Linked DNA regions of Homo sapiens: region 2 is linked to region 1. The links are chromatin loops, found by intact Hi-C in ENCODE. Cell type or tissue: heart left ventricle. All regions are shown on one strand. Links, peaks and the distances in the headings refer to the core of each region. The heading gives the core; the rest is flanking DNA.

Region 1 (9,567 bases), core at 906-8,905:
AACTTTTGCCCTCTCATATTATAAAAAACTCAAAAGACCACAAAATGATACAAAACAATAGAAGATTATTTTCTCCTTGTGAGGGGGAAAGTTTTTAGACCACAACAAATGGCTGAACATCTTGTGGGTTTAGCAGCCAAACGAGCTGTCTAGCTTATGAGCCTGAAATATAGATATTTTGACAATGTGACATTCTGAAGCATTTGTAGCATTCCGATGGTGCATGGTAGTTACCGTGAGACCAGCTCCTTTATCAAAAACAACTTTAGAGAAACTTTGCCACCATTGCACGCACTAGCTGAGCTATATAGGAACAAGGATAAAGCAGGTGCTATCTGAGAAATGGGATGTAAAGTTGAAAACAGAGAAGGAAGAAACTGGATGTGGCCTGAAACTCAACCTCTGCTATTTGCTGATTTAGGATCTACTCATTGACCTTTTCAAAGGGAAAGACTGGGAAGGGAAGGGAGTTGAAGGTCAGCGAAGTGCTCTGCTTTTTTATCATTGGCTCACAACCCATTTAAATTTATTTACATTCAAGCATGCACACATTTTCCTCCTATTACTCAGAAGCAATCAGCCATAAAATGGCAAGGATCTGCAGTACATTTAAATTAACAGCAATTTATCTGGAGCAAAAAGGAAAACTGCTGAGCCCAAAGGAAGTGAAGGGAACGGAAGAAAGATGCAGCTGCTATCTAAAAAAGCAAATCTTATCACATTTGTCATTGGGAGAGTTCAAGCAGAAAACTGCCAACTTGAGCATCTGCGTGGCATGGTGCCATTGGAGATGATCTGGTGGATGGGGCACCAAGGTAGCAGCTCACCTTCATTGGAAAGCAAAACAAATGCCTTTTAAGTCTTCTGGAAAATGTTTACTAGGTAAAATGAAATAATAAACTCCTATGTTCTCATAACATCGTGTGTCTAGAATACAGTGGGTTCAAAAACTTTCCATCACAAAGTGAGATGTGAGCAAGGTACAGTTGTGCTTTGTTCAGCATCTGGGCTTAAACACCTATTGTCTTAATTTGATATTTGTGGAGCACTTTATATCTGTTGGTTGCTGCACCAACTATCCCTTGCTGTTGTCGCTTTTTCTATTTTATAGATAACTGGCTCAACTCACATGGTGAATATGAATTGTCCAAGGTCACCCAAGAATGAATGAGAGAGCTGAAATCTAAACTCAGAGCCTCGGAATTGTCAGTCCCTCTTTGGCAAAGGTATCATCTGCACCTGTAGCAGAAATCTCCCCATATATAAATTTAGGTCCTGGTCTTGGTCCTGGTCCTTTCTTCTCTGTGCTCAATCCAGAAGTTGCTTAAACATCCCTAAAACACCCCTTTTGCTTCCCAAGGATTTACTTTGTCCACATATTATCCCTTCTCCTGGATCTCCTCCCACCAAATGAGCTCTCCTTTGAGACGCTCAGACTATTCTTCAAGATCCAGTGCAAAAGCCTTCTCCTGCAAGTACCTACTTCACCCTCCTCTAAACTTCTGAAGCATTCACTTCCACTCATGGACCTTCTTTTGTACCTTTTAAAACTTGTGTTTATTTTATTTTGATTTCCCTCCATCTCAGACTTCATCCCACAGGAGGACAGAGGGAGCACATCTATACATTTTCTATGCTCAACATGGCCTCACACAAATACCAAGAGCTGAAGGCATTTTTGGTTTCACAATAGTAAGGTCTAAATGTTGAGTTTTATTTGTCTTAGTCTGTTTTCTGTTGCTTATAACAGAATATCTGAAACTGGGTAATTTATAAAGAAAAGGAATTTATTTCTTACAGTTATGGAGGCTGACAAGTCCAAGGTCAAGGGGCTGTATCTTGTGAGGGCCTTCTTGCTGGTGGGAAATCTTTGCAGAGTTCAAAGGCAGTACAGGGCATGACATGCCCAGGAGGCTGAGTGTGCTAGTACAGCTGTCTCTTACTCTTTGTATAAAGCCACCAGTCCCACTCCTGTGACAATCCATTAATCCACTGAGCCATGAATGAACCCATCTATTCATGAGGGCAGAGGCCTCATGACCCAATTATTTCTTAAAGGCCTCAACTCTCTATACTGCCACATTGGGGGTTAAGTTTCAACATGAGTTTCAGAGGGGACAAACATTCAAACCATAGCAAACTTCAGTGTACTCAACAACCCAACTGAATTGAAGGAGAATGAAGGATGCAACACAATGCAGGATCTACTGCTTCTCATTGGCAACTGGGTGAGTCCAGGCATTCCAAAGCTTCCAGTACGAAATCACATTTTTCTCAGAAGTATAGTGAAGGCTGCAGAGTTAGACACGTGGACACACAGTGAGTACTTCCTGGAGCATTTTAATCTACTGGGGAAAAGGTGCTAGACTTGGTTTATTCTAATTCTCACTTTGATCAAAATTACAGTAGTGTATGCGGGACAAAGGGAAAAAAACGTGGTCCATTTATTAGCTGGAGGTGAAAAACTAAAATTACTGAGATGGTCAGGAAGGCTTTTAAAGGAAAAGCTCTGGTCTGATGTTGCAAAATGAAGTTTCATTATGAGCTGAAAATGAAAGTAGAAAGCACACTTGGCAAAGCTGGAATTTGTAAGGAAAGCCAAAGTTATTGCACAGTTAAAACTCAACAATTCTAAGGGGAATGTGCTCTAATCAGCAGGCTCTGATGACAAGTGTCCGAGGACTCAACAACTACCATTTCAGAGACTTCACAGAGGATGGGGAATGCATCCAAAGACTGATACCATTGCCCCATCCACAGAATCACCTAAAATTGCTTTAAGTGGAGTAGAGAAAAAGAAAGAAGAATTTGTGGTTTGAGAGGTACTCAGATGCTCAAAAGGCTTTACTACTACCACATGGAGACACCCAAATTAATCTATTGTTCTCCTGGGGTGTGTCTAGCCTTTCTGTCTTGCTTCAATAAACATATATTGAAAAATCTATAGGGTCGATATCTGTAGAGTGAAATGACATTTTCTTAAAGATGTCATTCCACAATTCTAAGTCTAGAGGGGCTTATCAGTGATTCAAATAGTCAGTACAGATAAGCAATATATGTCATCACAGAAGAGTATGCAGTTGCTGCTGCCACCATAGATCTTGTGCCTCAATTTATTTTCGTCAAAATACTCTAGCCAGTTCTTTATAGTATATGAAGCCAGAGTGCTGAAACTTACAGAGTCCAAACAAGAGGTTAATGATATAAATCCATTACCCAATTCAACCTATAACTATATAAAATCTGCAAGAACCTCAGATATACACAATGTGAGTTGCTTGGCTCTGCCCAATTTTGGCTGAAACTGTAGGCCATTGACCAAAGTGGATCTGGGAATCAATTTGTACAAAGTAAATAATGTACAACAAAACACATAAAAGAAGTACACATAGGTCAGCCAGTGCCTGTGTGAGGATGACGATAATGATTGTGGGGGAGATGAAAATCAAGAGATAGAAAGAGGAAGAGGAGGAGGAGAAATTTTTTTTTAAAGTGGTTGGTATTGATGCGCCTCAGACCCCTCAAGCATGTTCAGAGACTGAACACAATTATTGAAGAGTAAAAATAGAGATAATAAGCCTCCAAAACAGGAAGATAAATCCAGGTCCAAGTTTAAGCTGACCCTAGAAGAAAGAGTGTAGGTGAAAATAAAATTTGTCATGAAGCAACACTTTTTCATCAGGCATCCCAAGCAATACTTCAGAAATAGAGTTTGGAGCTCTTTAACATTTAGGATTCGTGTTAAGATAGCAACAATCAGGGGGGCTTATGTGTGGCCGATGTCTCTGCCTATTGCTGCAAGTCCCAAAAGTCAAATCCACCAGCAGTACCAATTAAGCTAGAAGAGGGTCAAACAAATTACCCTCACTTGAATACAGGTACCTGATAAATCCCATCTCCATTTAAATTAGCTAAGAGCAAAAGATAATGAAACCTCAGCTAAGCAGCAAGTATTCCGGAATGCGAAACATACATATGTGGGGCTAATAATCCCCATGAACTGACTACAAAAAACATGAATTACCCAACTCTGCCTGAGAGTGGGATAAAATGCAAGGCCTGGGTTCCGTTTGGCCAGGGACTTCTTGGAAGGTAGGCCAACATCCTATGATCTGGAGCCCACAAGGTGAAACTGCTGAAGTCCTCATTCAGAGGACTGAACTGTGGCTTTTCAAGGAACCTAGTTCAAGTGGTCATCCCCAGACCCACGGAGGGTATCCCTCTCCCCATGTGCTGCTGCCTTATTGCCTCCTCCTCACTGCCCACCCCCACAAGTGAGGACATTAACAGCCCACTGCTCCAGCTCCTGCTCCCAGACCAAGGTAGGGCCGCATATCTGCTTCTGACGCTGCTGCAGGCAGATGTGTGACCCCTGATGGGGAGGGTGGCCACAGAGCAGGGAGCTTCCAGGCTTCAAAGACACTTCTCTGGCTTCAGCTTTTTACCAAAGAAATGGATGTGCCCAAACTTGAAAACAGAGGAGGATTATGAGGAAGAAAGAAGGTTCTTTACCCAGACATCCCCTTTTTCTCTAGTGCCTGTTCCCAGGAGCAACCATTAGTAGAACTTCCATCATCTCAGACATTACCTAGCTACAGTGAGAATTAAAATGTGCCTCTCCTCCACAGCAGGGTGGGCACAGACTCATTTGGCACTCTGTTGGTATCTGGGGAAGCTTAGGTTGAAATGGTGATCATCCTGCCCTTTGTCAGTCCACCTGGGGCATTAATTGACATTTCTCTGTAAGAGAAATTGAAAGTCATAGATCAGATCCTGGGAGGCATACCCAACTTAAACCCCAGTGATCGTGTCTTATCCCAGCAAGGTTTATAAGGGCAGATCCCTGAATTGTTCATCAGTCTTCAAGAGAACCCACTCATTCACGTCACGAGCACAGAATCCACGCTCCTAAAGCTTTTCCACATCTGGTGGCACCCTCAGGATACTGTCAACGGCAGATCACTATGCACACTCCTTAAGCTTAGCAGGTGACCCATTTCAAAAAGCCCCATTAAAACAGAGAGCTTACTCTATCTGAAAGCAGATTCTCAATAGGAAACTTGAAAAGTGCAAAGCCAATCCCAGGGTCACAGCCTTATATATGTTCCGACTGAGGCAGCCAACAGAACCCCTCACTTGAGTTAAATTAACCCACAGTTCTAGAAGCCTCTGCTGTCAGGGACATTTTTATTTGCTCAAAGAGCTCATTTTGGAATAAGCCCATGCTGCTAAGTCATCCCACCTCACTGTCTTTCCTAATGCTCAACAATGTCTTACAGCAGCGGGGCGTGTGCCAACCTCAGTGGTTTTACACAGCAACACCTCTTTCTGAAGGATTCTCTCTTCTCCTCGACTCCTTCATGTTGGAGCGCAGGAAGTCCCTTCATAATTCTTTGGTTCAAGTGGAATTTATATATGAGGAAAACCCTGGATTGTAAAGGGCATAAATTTCTATATACACACACCAGATTTCGCAGTTTATTTTTCTTTTTAAAGTATGGAGGGCCAGCTAAGGCATTCCAAATATAACAGCTTGGTTAGAAATTATGGTGACCATGCTAAAAATCAACCAGACCTAAGACACTGGAAAAAAAATGCATTTTAGATTTTTTAAAATAAAAATTTAATGTACCCAAAACATCTGACATTATTTTAAGAGATGTTTTCCAAAACTTACAGGAAGTTGTTGGCTAAGTCAAAGTGATTAAAAGGAAAAGGCGATCTACTTCATAACCTGATGCAAATTCTTAGCTTAAAAAAGGAATCATCATCTCCTTAAAGAACAAGAGGCCTTGAAAAACATGTGATGGACAAATGCATTTCCTTCTGCGAAAGCAGTAAAAAATTTAAAATGTCATATAGATGAAAAGACACAGTGTAATTACATGGGTATAGCAGGAATGACTGGATTATATATTAATTTTCCTTTCATTCATCACAATTATGGCCATTTACCATCCATCATTTAACTGTCCAAGATCCCAGAACTAAACAGAAGCTCTTTAATTGATGATGGGATTATGTCCTAATAAACCCATCATGAGCTGAAAATATAGTACGTTGAAAATGTATTTAATACACCTAGCCTACCAAACATCATAGCATAGCCTGGCCTGCCTTAAAACTGCTCAGACACTTATATTTGCCTACAACCGGGCAAAATCACCCGGCAACACAAAACCTTGTAGGGTCTCAGTTGTTTACCCTCTGAATCCTGTGGCTGACTGAGAGATGTGGCTTGCTGCCCCTGCTCAGCGTCACAGGAGAATACCGAACCACTTTCTACTGAATGCTCATCACCACTGCATGATCATAAAGTTAAAAAATTCTAAGTTGAACCATCCTAAGTCAGGGACTGTCTGTACTAACTAGTACCACTGGAATTTGAATTTTAAAAAGTACAGTCATTCCACGCATTTCGTGCTAAAGGATTCATTTCTACAGTGATGCCTGAAAGAAACCCACCTGCCGCTGGTTAGGCAGCAAGAAGCAGTCTACAACCAGAAACACCCGTTTGGATCCTATCCCTTTCCCTCCTGAGCTATGTGATGCTGGCCAAGTGAGGGGACCTCTCTGAACCTCAGTTATCCAACTTTACAATAGAGATGAAAAAAAATCTAACAGGTTCTGATAACCAGAACTAATGTGAGTACCTTAGTGCCTTCCAGCTTTCCATTCGCAGGCACGAGCAGTGAACACCAACCCTGCCTGCAGTAGCTCAGCAGCCACTGCAAATGATCACATCAATTGCATTGTAAATCATGGGCCAAAACACATTCTTTGTCATGAGTTATGAAGCAAAAAGTCATGGAAAGGAACTTTGCTCAAAAATTCCAATTCCCCATGGAAAAGGGTGGCCCAAACTGAAAGAGTGGCCCCAAAATTCCAATTTCCTCCTGGAAAAGGGTGGCCCAAACTGAAAGAAGTCTTTAGGTTCCTGGAGGAAGGCCCCAGAACCCCAGCTTGAGAGACCTACAGGGTGGGCTCGTGCCCTCTTGACCCCTCTCGGGAGGTAAGATGTCCTTCCAGCCAAATGGTGGGTCCTGGCTGCTGATATCACTCTGTGTCTGAATGCTGGCAAATGCCAGTGATTTCACACCCATGGTAGAAAGGGTCTGAGAACTGTTCCATGGCTTTAGTTCCAATTCTGGGACCACAAGGAAATGTTTTGCAAAAGGGGTTTGCCTCTATCCTTTATTGTGGAATTGACTCTGCATTCCTCGACTGAGGAATATACACATAGGTGGTAATTATAAAACTACATCTTGGCCAGGCACGGTGGCCCACATCTGTAATCCCAGCACTTTGGGAGGCCGAGGCAGGCAGATCACCTGAGGTCAGGAGTTCAAGACCAGCCTGGCCAACATGGTAAAACCCCATCTCTACAAAAATACAAAATTAGCTGGTGTGATGGCAGGTGCCTGTAATCCCAGCTACTCCGGAGACTGAGGCCGGAAGAATCACTTGAACCCAGGAGGCACAGGTTGCAGTGGGCCTAAATCATGCCATTGCACTCCAGCCTGGGCGACAGAGCGAGACTCCATCTCAAAAAAAAAAAGAAAGAAACTATATCTTGATAGAGCTTCGGCTTCCAGTTGTTCTAGACAACAGAACTAGCTGTCCAAAGGCGAGAGGAGTGCCTCCAGGAACACATCCTCTCTATCCAGGCTTGCTTCTGAGACAGTGCCTGTTTCCATCTTCCGGCAGCAGCTAAATGAACCAAACCCTAACTAAATTTAACTGGCTAATTGCACCTAAATTACAGTCACAAAGCCCCTTCAGAAGATTCAGTCAATTTCTTGAGGGAGAAAGTAAATGTTTTACTATATAATTATAAACTTAATTAACATAAAATAAATTAATTAGGGACTTGCGTTGGTAATGAATATCATGGTTTAGATGTTTATTGCTGTATTTTCCAGGGGAAGCTAAACCTTGAAAAGTGGGCTAACTTGTTCTTTAAGCCTAATTTCATCTCACCTCTCCCACCCCCAACTGAACTGTTAGATTTCTTGTTTATATTCAGTAGAATGGCACGGAATACCAATTCTTCTATGCCAGAGATCATTCTCATAGCAAGGAACTATAGTGAAAATGCCCTCCCATGCTGAACATCAAAAATTCCACAGAATTCAAATGAAAATAATTTATGTCCTAATCTCTAGGAAAAAAAAAAAATCCCCATCCTAAACCCGTATAGCTACAATAGTTCCTAGCTGGCAGTTCACTAAAATAACAGATGATTATCTAAAGTAATAATTTCCACTTCCCAGAATATAATGACAAAAACTCACCTAGAGCTGAAATAACCATCTGCCACAGATTGTTCCACATCGGTTGTTTGCTTGTTTGTTTTTTAATTCTCAGAAAGAATTCAAAAATGGCATTGGCAAAGAAAGATGATTTCAGAAAAATGACCCAGTTTCCAACCTGCATTGCCACTATCATCCTAATTTTTTTTTTATCTGACTTAGGAGAACAGCAGGCTGAGAAAAGGAGCCTTGAAGCATGATCTTGAAGGCACAGAGTAGATCTTTGGTGAATGAAAGTCTTGTTCTAATTTTCAAGTGTCATAATTTCTAGGAATGCCAACCTGCATCTCTCATACCTGTTTTTCCCCTTGATTGATGTGAAGATGGAGAACAGCCACTGTGCTAAAGCCTGACCCACTGAGAGGCAGAAAGAAGAGTGGTTGAAAGAATGGGCCCTGAAGGTGGAATACCCAAATGACTGTGTGACCTTGGGCAAGTTGCCTCAGTTTTCTTGCCTATAAAATGGAGCTAATGATAATAGTTAATTTGGGGCTGATGTGCAGATTAAATAAGCATATATATATATATATATATATATATATAGCACTTAGAAGTGTCTGGCATATAGCAGGTGTTCAGTAAATATCAGCTGTTTCCATTATCTGCAGACCTAGGTCTCAGCTTTTGTCCTTGAAGTGGCAAATGCTTTATGTTCACAAAGAGTTGCAAATGAATGAAACAGATCTACTTTGTTAGGACACACTGGTCAACATACGCACCAAACGGAAAAGACAATTCAGGTTGAGATTGTAAATAAAAATAATCATCTGTGTCAGATAAGAAATAGGCTGTCTTATCACTGTATCCGGGAACTTTTGTGAAGAAAGGAAATTTGGAGACCCTATAGCCCATTTTCTTCAGTCAATATCACCCTTTCACTTAGGACATAAGGAAGGTAAGTTTCTGAGAGGTTAAGTAACTTGCTCCAGGGCACAGGGCCAGCCAAGGGCAGACTCAGGGCCCCTGTCATTGTGTCAGCAGCAGACTCAGTGCTAGAATGAAATACAATATGGTGAGACCATCTTTCATGACAGGCTAAAGCTGAAGACAGAAACAGAACCCATTGTTTTGATATGAAAATTAATACCCCTCCTATGGTCTGAATGTGTGTGTCCTCCTAAAATTCATATGCTGAAACCTAATTCCCAGTGTGATGATATTAACAGGTGGGGCATTTGGGAGGTATAATAACTAGGTCATGAGGGTGGAGCCCTCATGAATGAAATTAATGTCCTCACAAAAGAGGCCCAAGGGA
Region 2 (9,567 bases), core at 704-8,703, 50 kb before region 1:
TTCGTTTCTCATTTGGGCCTGTACAATGCCCTGTCTTATAGGCACAAATGAAGGAGCACCCAGCTGAGGCCAACTTTTGACAAAATTATTCTTAAATTGATGAACTATGTCTAAGTTCTGTTTAAAATTAACTCAGTCATTATGTAGGAGAGAATACAATCTTCTTGATCATACCGCACACTTCCTCAAACACTTAAAAGACCAGATATAGAAAGGTCAGGTTGGCACCTCTTCCCTAGAAGCTGTTATTCATTCAACAGCTCTTTCTTGATGGATTTAAGCAGTCGTCTTAAAACTTTAACACTAAATTTCACAAGCAAAATTTTCCCACAAGGCCAAAAAGAAACAATTTCTCAATTTCCTGTGATGTTTCATCCATGGGGAGTAGAGTCCTGCCAAACCTTCTTTTATTTTCTGTTTAATAAGAGACACTTTATTCACTGCAAAATAAAGGGCTCCTTCAAAAGTAAATGTAGCTGTACTGAGCTTAAAGAATCCCCTCCTTTTGGAATGTAGACCAAGAAAGACTCTAAATTATGAAATTAACCAATTAAATCCATCTCATGTTGAAGAAAGCTCAACATTTTCCCTGACCGGAGAGAAGGAATGTAGGAAAAAATAGCATGTAAACACATTAACAACTCTAAGATGGAATTCAAATTAAATAAAATAAATGGCAAAAAAAAAACACTTTTTCAAATTTCTCTTAAAGGAAAGAGCTAAAACATAGGGGGTTGAAAAGGAAGATTTATGATGTAAATGAGAGAATCAGAGGAAGGAGCTGGGAACAGGCAACGTGGAAGAAACCTGACCTTCCCTGTAGGTACTGAATTGAGCAAACATTAAATATGAGGCTTAGAAAGGTTCTGATCTCAAGAGAGAACAGCTTCTGGATATTTTTAAGTTTCAGAAAAATCATTTTACTATGTTAAGAGAAAATCAGCTTTCCTCTCTTTTAACGCTGAAGAAATTAAAATTTGCCATGTTCTCAAATGTAATTTCTTTATGTTTTAAGGTAAGACTCACCACCCTCCATCCCCAAGAAAAATGACTTTACCATTGTCATGGAATATGGAATCAAACGGTAAAATATGATTTACTAATAAAAATGGACTTCACCTCCAACTTCTTAGGCCCACACCCACTCCCTAAAGGACATTTGAAAGAGGAGTCCCCGGGCTGCTTTGCTTCAGGGAGAGAATGGACCAGAGTTGAGTCCAGAGTAGACAGGCCAAGTGCTTGCCTGAGTAGCCAATGAACTGTCACATCTGAGATCTAGAATGACTGCTCATTGGAGTGAGAAAAAATGAATGCAAAAGTTCGCCTTGTTGACAGTATCATCATCTCCCTTTCCTACTGGCACATAATCGGGGTGAGTAATAGTTTGCTTCAAATTAATTCCAGTCCCTCCGGGCACAGAACAGTGTAGTTTGGGGCCAAGTTTCCACTTCAATTTGATCTTAATCTTTTACTTAAGGACATATCCTTAATAAAAGAAAGCCCCATCTCCACAGTGTAGGAAGAGAGCTTGCTTTGAGTTAAACTGGTTCTGGAAATCATGACACAAAGGGTATTGTATCCTCCTGACCAACTTTCACTTGGCTCCATCCCTTGTCCTTCATCAAACTTACAATGTGAGGTATTTCCACTGGTCTCTAAAAATGTAACACTGAGCAACTCCTATGTGACAAATATAAAGAAAAATGTGTGTATTTGGCTGAACCTCCTAACTGTTCTCTGAAATTCGTATTTCCCTTTTTCCCCACCCTGCTGGGCTAATAGCTACACGATATTTCCCAGCTTCCCTTGTGGTTAGTTGTGGCCAGATGGCTAAATTCTAGTCAATGAAGGGGAGCAGAGCAATGGGTCCCACTTCCAGGCCTTGCCTATTAAGACTTCCTCTGTGTACTCCCTTCTACCTGGCCAGAATTAAGATAACACCTAGGGCAAGCTTGGAAGTTATGGCTTGAAGATAGCACAGGGCAATTTCAAGGAACAACGAATTCTCTTGGTATTGTTATGTGGGCGTAGACAGAGTAGAATGCATCTCAGAGTCTTTCTACCAGAGGGCCAATGATGCTGAGCTATCTTTCCTTCAATTCTTATCCATAAACAAAAATATGTGTTTGAACTGTGATCCACTTTGGCACTTACTTACCATTATAGAGAGCCTATCCCTACTAACAGATGTAGACAAAAAAAAAAAAAAAAATATGCTTGAGGTTTTATTAACTGACTCCATGACTTCCCAACCTGTCAGCACAAATTTAAAATTGTGTGTCGGTGCACATTTGCATTTTCCTGGAGAGGAGATCCACAGATTTCATCAGATTTTCAAAGAGTTCTCACCCCCAAATGCTAAGAACCACTTCAATACATATAAATACCCACAGAGACGAAGACATAAACATGTATGTCCTCTGTGTTTGTATTCTATTTACTTCTGTTCTCTATCAACAGTTGAGTCTGGAAACTGAAAAGCATCCATCATCTCTCACCTAGATTTCTTCAGTAGCCTTCTAACTTAGCTCACTGCTTCATTCTTTCCTCCCCCAATCTGTTTCCCATGAGCTGCCAGAGTAACCATTTTCAAGTATAAATCAGATTATTGCATTCACCTGCTTAACATCCTCCAACGGTTTCTCCTTGCATTTAGTATAAACTTCTGATCCTTACTACAGAGTCTCTCATGACAAGGCCAACCTACTCGGTCTTCCCCCTCCCTGCCTCATTCCCCATGAAACAGCCCAGTGTTCTCTTTCCTATTCCTGCTCACTTTGCATTTTTTCATGCCTCTTCCCAGAATCTTCTTCTCAAGCTTTTTTTTTTTTTTTTTTTTTTTTTTTTGAGACGGAGTCTCGCTCTGTTGGCCAGGCTGGAGTGCAGTGGTGCAATCTCAGCCCACTGTAATTTCTGCCTCCTGGGTTTAAGCAATTCTCCTGCCTCAGCCTCTAGAGTAGCTGGGATTACAGGCACATGCCATCATGCCCGGCTAATTTTTGTATTTTTAGTAGAGATGGGGTTTCACCATGTTGGCCAGGCTGGTCTTGAACTCCTGACCTCAAGTGATCCGCCAGCCTCGGCCTCTTAAAGTGCTGGGATTACAGTCGTGAGCCACCGCGCCCGGCCCTCAGGCTCTTTTTTTATAACTACTTCTTGTTTTTCAGGTTTCAGGTCAAATATCACACTATCAGAGGGACCCCAACTTCACACTTCAATCAGAATTTCTCTGAACCCCTTTCCACTCTCTATCATCTCATTCTTTTCAATAGGTACCCATATGTGACCTTTTTTATTGATTTGTTGTTTATTATCTGCATCCTTTTCTAGAATTTGAGCCTCAAGAAGCCAGCGACTTAGACCAGCTCCCCTAGAAACAGACCCTGACTAAGGATTCAAGCAAAAGTAGTTTACTAAGAAGAGATCCCAGGAAGCACAAAAGGAGTAGTCAAGAAGTGAAACAAAAAGAGGTAGGAAGTCTGTAATGGATACATTATCCAGTGGGTTACACTGTGGACAACTGGAGTTCAAATGCCTGGGGAACTTGGAGTGATGGAGTAGAATGAACCTTAGAGTTATCCCATCCCAAAGCTGAGGAAGCTGGGTCATTTACCCTCCAACTCCCACCTGTCATTGACTGAAGGCTTCCAGCTAAGAGAAGCTCCTTTTTTTGTTTGTTTCTTTTTTTTTTCTTTTTTCTTTTCTTTTCTTTTTTTTTTTTTGAGACAGAGTCTCACTCTGTTGCCCAGGCTGGAGTGCAGTGGTGCGATCTCAGCTCACTGCAACCTCTGCCTCCAGCAATTCTCCTGCCTCAGCCTCCCCAGTAGCTAGGACTACAGGCATGTGCCACCACACCTGGCTAATTTTTGTATTTTTAGTAGAGACGAGGTTTTACCGTGTTAGCCAGGATGGTCTTGATCTCCTGACCTCATGATCCACCCACCTTGGCCTCCCAAAGTGCTGGAATTATAGGCATGAGCCACCACCCCCAGACCAGAGAAGGTCCTTATGCAGAGTCATGAGTGGTTGCAGCAAGACTCTGCAGTCAAGTGCTGGGGTGGTGAGAGCTGAGAGGACACGGGCAGGGGGTGACGCCAACAGCATTTGCTACAGGGATCTTGTCTGTGTAATTTACCACTATCTCCAATGCTTTGCATAAACACTCAATAAACACTTGTGGAATGGATGAGAACAACAATTTTGAAAAAGCGTAACAATATTAAATATAGCAAATGTAATGAAAATGCCAATATGCAAATTATACATACAACATAAAAACCATTATGTATTTTGCAAATATATTTGCTACTCTCCTGATTTGTGGCTCTCCAATGGAACATGACTGAAGACAGTATTTAAAGCTGAGCAATTCTTAGAATCCAGCACTCCAGGCAGTAGTGTGGAATAAAGAGCTGGACTAGAATGTCAGAAGATGTGGGCCCTCTCTAGACACTGCCAGAAGTGAACGGCATGACCTTGAGTGAGCCACTTCCCCCTTCATGGACTCTGTTTCCTACTCCATAAAAGAAAATTTGAGAAATGGCATCTGAGGCCTATTCAAGTTCTCAAAGTCTATAGGACTAAACATTAGGCATATATGACTGAGAAGATTGACACATGGCCTTATATAGCTTTCCTGAGCCTGGGTATTTTGGGAATGTGAGATCATGTGCAATATAAGGAAAAGCACTCAGTCAACCGGCCTAGATTTTCTCCTGCTAAATAATACTCAGAGGCTTTGGGGCCACTATATCCTCATCTTAAGAGAAAAGGCCAGTGCTCTGCAAAAGCAATTAAAAAAAAAAAACAGTATTTATTGAATGCTTGCTATATGCCAGGAAACTTACTAGAGGTCAGATATTGCTTTAATTTGAAAATTAATCAGCTTCTGTTGCAGCATTTTAAAAATAAAAGCCTTACATCCCATAAAGTTCAGAAGCCTCAAGTGGGAATAGATGAAATTAGACTTGCCTGGAACATAGCAAGCTGTCTTGATCACATATTTCAAACATTTAGTTTTGAGAAGAAACTTGCCAACTATTTCTCTCTTTTGTTTTGTACATGTGGACTATTTCAAAAGCAGTTTAGTGAGTCTACATTTTATTCATTCCCAATTAAACTACATACAACACTGAGTTTTTTACATCTCTTGTAGATTCCAGAAAGATTTTTTCTTTAACAGAGGTGGTCACAATCTTCACTGGGTAGGTGAAAAATGGAACCTGCAACTCCTAATAATTAGTTTCCATGATTGGAACTTTGAGAAAGGCAGGGGCAACCTCTGCTTAATAATAAGAGTTGACAGACGTGAGAAAGTCATATCAAAGATTTGCCTTTCTACAGTACCACCCCAGTGAGAGCTCAAAATGCTTTATAAACATTTTCTCAGCTGTCGAAGCTCCCTGCAGGGAAGGCAGGTGATGTCTGGTTGCACACACACACAATTTCCCTGTTAACACTGTCTTAATGTTGGATGAATGACTCCCTGAGACATGTCCCAAATTCCCTTCTCTCTGCAAAGCCATGCTGGTTAGCACTCAGGGCAAGTCTTTGCGGAGGAAGCTGGCTGATTCTCAGGGAATCATCTTAGAAGCGATGTTAGTGGCCCTGCAGGAGACTAACAAGTCCGCAGAGTCTGGCAAACACTTGATGTCAAATTCCCAGGAGCTTTTGTTTCCAAGGAAAACCTAAACAATGACTCACGTCTTGGCTGACTTGCCCAGACCTGTCCATTATGCCCAGTCACCAAGTGAGCCCAGCGTGAAGGAAGGCCGTGCTCTCCATTCTTTCTTGCATAAGCTTTGTTACCACATTAAATGTGTTTAGAAACGCCTTTGCAATTTCTGCTACGTATTTATAGTTATATTCATATTTATACTTACATTATTTATATTCACATATATAAAACATGCAAATTCTTTTTTTAGTCCTTCTAGACCAACATTTGTTGTAGCTCATGCAAAGCACCGCACAGGAAACTTTTTGCCATTGTATTATGGAATTTTGAAGGGAGGAAGAAAATGGTAAGGTTTTTAGCTCCATTCTCATTACAGGATATTTTCCATTTTAAGTGGTACCTGAATTCTTCCCACCAATCTGGGAACCATGGTGACCTGTTTCATGTCACCTTTCAGCACCTTTGTCTTTCTTTTTAGTGACCCATTGTCTCCCTTCCCATCCCATAACCACATTCGAATCCAGCCAAAGTCAGGAAATGTGTGAGGCCAACACAATAGCCAAAATGTTTATTTAATTGTATTACTGTGTACTCTTCTGTTAGGAAGTTCCCATAATGGAATAGAACATAACAGGATTATACACACTTATAAAGCTGGGTGCTGAATAAAAATAATTGGATAAAATGACCATAAATAGGACAAAATGAAAACCCATTATTTAAAATGCAATGCTGGTCAAACGAATTAACTATGGGCCATCATGCACACTGTCAGTGGAAGGAAACTAAACCCATCAGATGAGACTGCATTTCTTTCCTTGATGTTTTCCCACTAAATGCCCAATGTGCTCTTTAGGGTCCACTGATTTTCTGGAAACTAATCAAAATTGATTGCCTAGGTCAGTGGTTCTCAAACGGGGGCGATTTTTGCCTCCCAGGGGAAATTTGGCCAGGGGGATATTTTGGGGCTGTCACAATGGTGGGGTGGGTGGAGAGTGTGTGCTAGGAGCATCTAACAGGCAGAGGTCAGGGACAATGCATAGGACAGTCTCCACAACAATGAATTCAAGGCCCCAAATGTCAACAGTACTGAGATTGCGAAACCCTGACCTAGGTATTGACCAACAAGGGTAGAATTTATGCTAAAACCTTTTATCCCTGCTAAAAAGAAATCCTAGCCTGCCTATGCTCATGGTCACTACAGCAGTTTGGTCTTCTCCCACATTATTTTAATGTTCTCCTCCCTAGTGACCTGGCTGCCAGCCCCTTTCTCTCCCAGTTTATCTTAGAAACAGCTCTGACAGCGTCATTTCTTTCTACTGCTCCCAACACCAAAAGGGCGTTTCTGCCTCAGAACAGAGGGGTAATGCAGTACAAAGGAACAGAAACAGAGTTTGCACTACCTTGGGTGTTGAGTCTTAGATTCGTTATTTCCTGACATAACCTCCATAATTACTTAGTCTGTCTCTGAGTTCCTCTCTATTGGGTGGGGCAATAATTACTGTCCTGACCACCTGATTGGACCGTCTTGAGGTCATGTGAGCTTTGGTGAACATAATGGTTTATGTAAATATAGGGGTAAGGGAATAATAAGGTCCAAACTCTTCAATAACATTCAAAATCTTTACCTGGCCCCATGACCTGGCTCCAGCTTTATCACCTTAATTTCACCTTAAGATTCCAGTTAAACTATTAGTTTGCATACCTTTAATAAAGATGCCTCAAATTTTCCTATTAATTCATTCGAAAACTATTCATTGATCACCTGATGGATGCAAGACAGTGTGATAAATGCTGGGGATGTAATGAGAGTAGAATAAAATAATCACATTCTCTGCCTATAGGCAGCTTTCAGATTTGGTGTCTTTGCGTTTGATGTTTTGTTTTTGTTTTTTTGTTTTTTTTTTCCCCACCAGACATGTAACCCCCATGCTTTGTCTTTGACCATTAAACTCATTTATTCAACAAAATTCACATTAAAAGTTACTCTTATCATGAAGCATTTATTTATTCCCCAAATCAGAAATACCTCCATTGACATTTGGGCTTTTTGTCTCTTATGATAAACACCACATTCTGCACTGCATTCATTATTTATGTAATCTTATTTCTCCTATTAGATTTTAAGCACTCTGTGTGGGAAAAAGAAAAGTGTCTTATTCAACTCCGTACTCTCTTCCGCAAGCTTCATAAGATACAACAGCATCAAGCAGGGCACTTCCCACATGGTAGGTACTCAATAGATGTCTCAATTTCTAATTGAAAGGTTTTATAAATAGGACATAAAATGCCCACAAAATAGTAGAGACTGAATTGTAAAGCTCAGAGATAGACAACCGTAGGAACATTCATTAGTCGTGTCTCCCATTCTCTGTATTTCCAAGGCACCCTGTTCTTTCTCTGTCATAGTTCCATCCCACTCTGAATTTTTAGCTATCTACTTACTTGTAACCTCCTCCTAAACTGTAAGTTCTTTAAAAGCAATACATATTTCTGTCTTGTCTCCCCACTGTATTTCTAGCATTGAGTACAGTGCCTGGTTCATTGTAGATACTAAAGAGCTGAATGAATAAATGAATAAATCTTGGATGGATTGCAACTTTTCACCATTGCATTCTTCAATTGAGAACCAAATTTGGTATAGCACGGATCCATGATTACGTTAGATGTTGCTCTTCTTGCCTCTCCTTCCTTGCCCAGAAGATAATTGGACTCCCCCACCCACCGATCCATGGTGCTTGCTTTTGCCAATGAAAAAGTAAGCAGAAATGACCCAGCACTTCTAGGCAGAAAATTGAATAGTCAGTCCTGGGTTTTTCGCTTCCTCTTCATCCTGCCACAGTGAACTATGAAGCCTGGTGTTTAGAAGGCAGCATCATGAGGTTCTGGGTTCCTGAGAGACTGAAATGAATAGAGTCCCCCCTGCCAAACTGTGTTGTATGTGCAGCAGGAGGAGAAATCATCTTTTCTGTTTTAAGGGTTATCTTTTTCTGTAATAGTGAAGTTCCAAGTGAATCTTATTGCAAAGCAGCCTCATCTATAAAAATATAGGCCTTTTATCTTATAAAAAGACTCCAATATGTATGCCTAAGAAAGTACATATGTAGTCTCTAAAGCATATGTAGGTGTGTATGTCAATATGTAATATATAAATGTTTACAACAAAGGGAAGCAAGAAGTTTATAAAAAGTCACTCTAACTCATATTGACAAGCCATCTCCTTAGAAGGCCACACCTTTATTCCAAAGATGATGTCTCATATTTTTGCCATATTTTCAAAGCTCCCCTTGGGGAATTATCTTTGAATTAATGTACTAGAGTTTACCAATTATGCAAATCTTTATTATTGGAGAGAAAATTTGATTTTTTTCGTGCTCAAAGATCATTTGGCGCCGGGTATGTTGGAATACATGAGTGATTAAGCTGGGCCACATCACCATAATTCAAAACGTCAGAGGGTCTGATTCTATAGTCTCAGACTTCCGGCTTTCTTGTGGATCTCATAAGTTTTCATTAAAGGCACTACTGAAAGATGAGTTCCATAAAGGTCTCTTGCCTGATGATTGTCAAATTTTTTCATAGTTCTAGAATCGTAACTAAATGTCAGTCTCCAGGAATCTTCTTGGTCCCTAAATTCATAGTTGGTAAATAGAAACAACATGATTGGGTACATAACTAGGTGATCTTCACAGTGTACATTTGAAGCTACCTGGGTACATTTATTCTCAGACTCCATAGAAACAACTACAACTGGACTCCTAGTGGATAAAATCACACCTAAACCAGGATTAATCAGAGATGCACAGCTGCGGATTATCATTTTTGTTTGTATTGGGGACTAAATTGTGTGCACATAGAATTCATATGTTGAAATCTTCAGTGTGACTATA

What was found. Hi-C counts contacts between places; a loop is a spot of excess contacts. Peaks named below come from ENCODE experiments on the same cell type or tissue, not always from the same donor. Only the 100,000 strongest peaks of a DNase experiment are listed, where the experiment ranks them.
Region 2: a loop joins it to region 1, with 2.7 times the contacts of the local background. A loop is called at or near these places in 2 of 110 quality-filtered maps.

What each region holds. Positions count from the first base shown.
Region 1 is chr9:84,798,201-84,807,767 of GRCh38, reverse strand. All of the region lies in intron 12 of NTRK2 (neurotrophic receptor tyrosine kinase 2), which reads right to left. Among named protein-coding and RNA genes, the nearest start is that of NTRK2, 130 kb to the right of the region's middle. In heart left ventricle, for the core only: no CTCF peak of the experiment used is centred there; no DNase peak of the experiment used is centred there; H3K4me3 peaks cover 647 bases; H3K27ac peaks cover 184 bases.
Region 2 is chr9:84,848,227-84,857,793 of GRCh38, reverse strand. All of the region lies in intron 12 of NTRK2 (neurotrophic receptor tyrosine kinase 2), which reads right to left. Among named protein-coding and RNA genes, the nearest start is that of NTRK2, 180 kb to the right of the region's middle. RefSeq lists enhancers at 4,789-5,988, 5,465-6,011. In heart left ventricle, for the core only: no CTCF peak of the experiment used is centred there; no DNase peak of the experiment used is centred there; H3K27ac peaks cover 1,054 bases.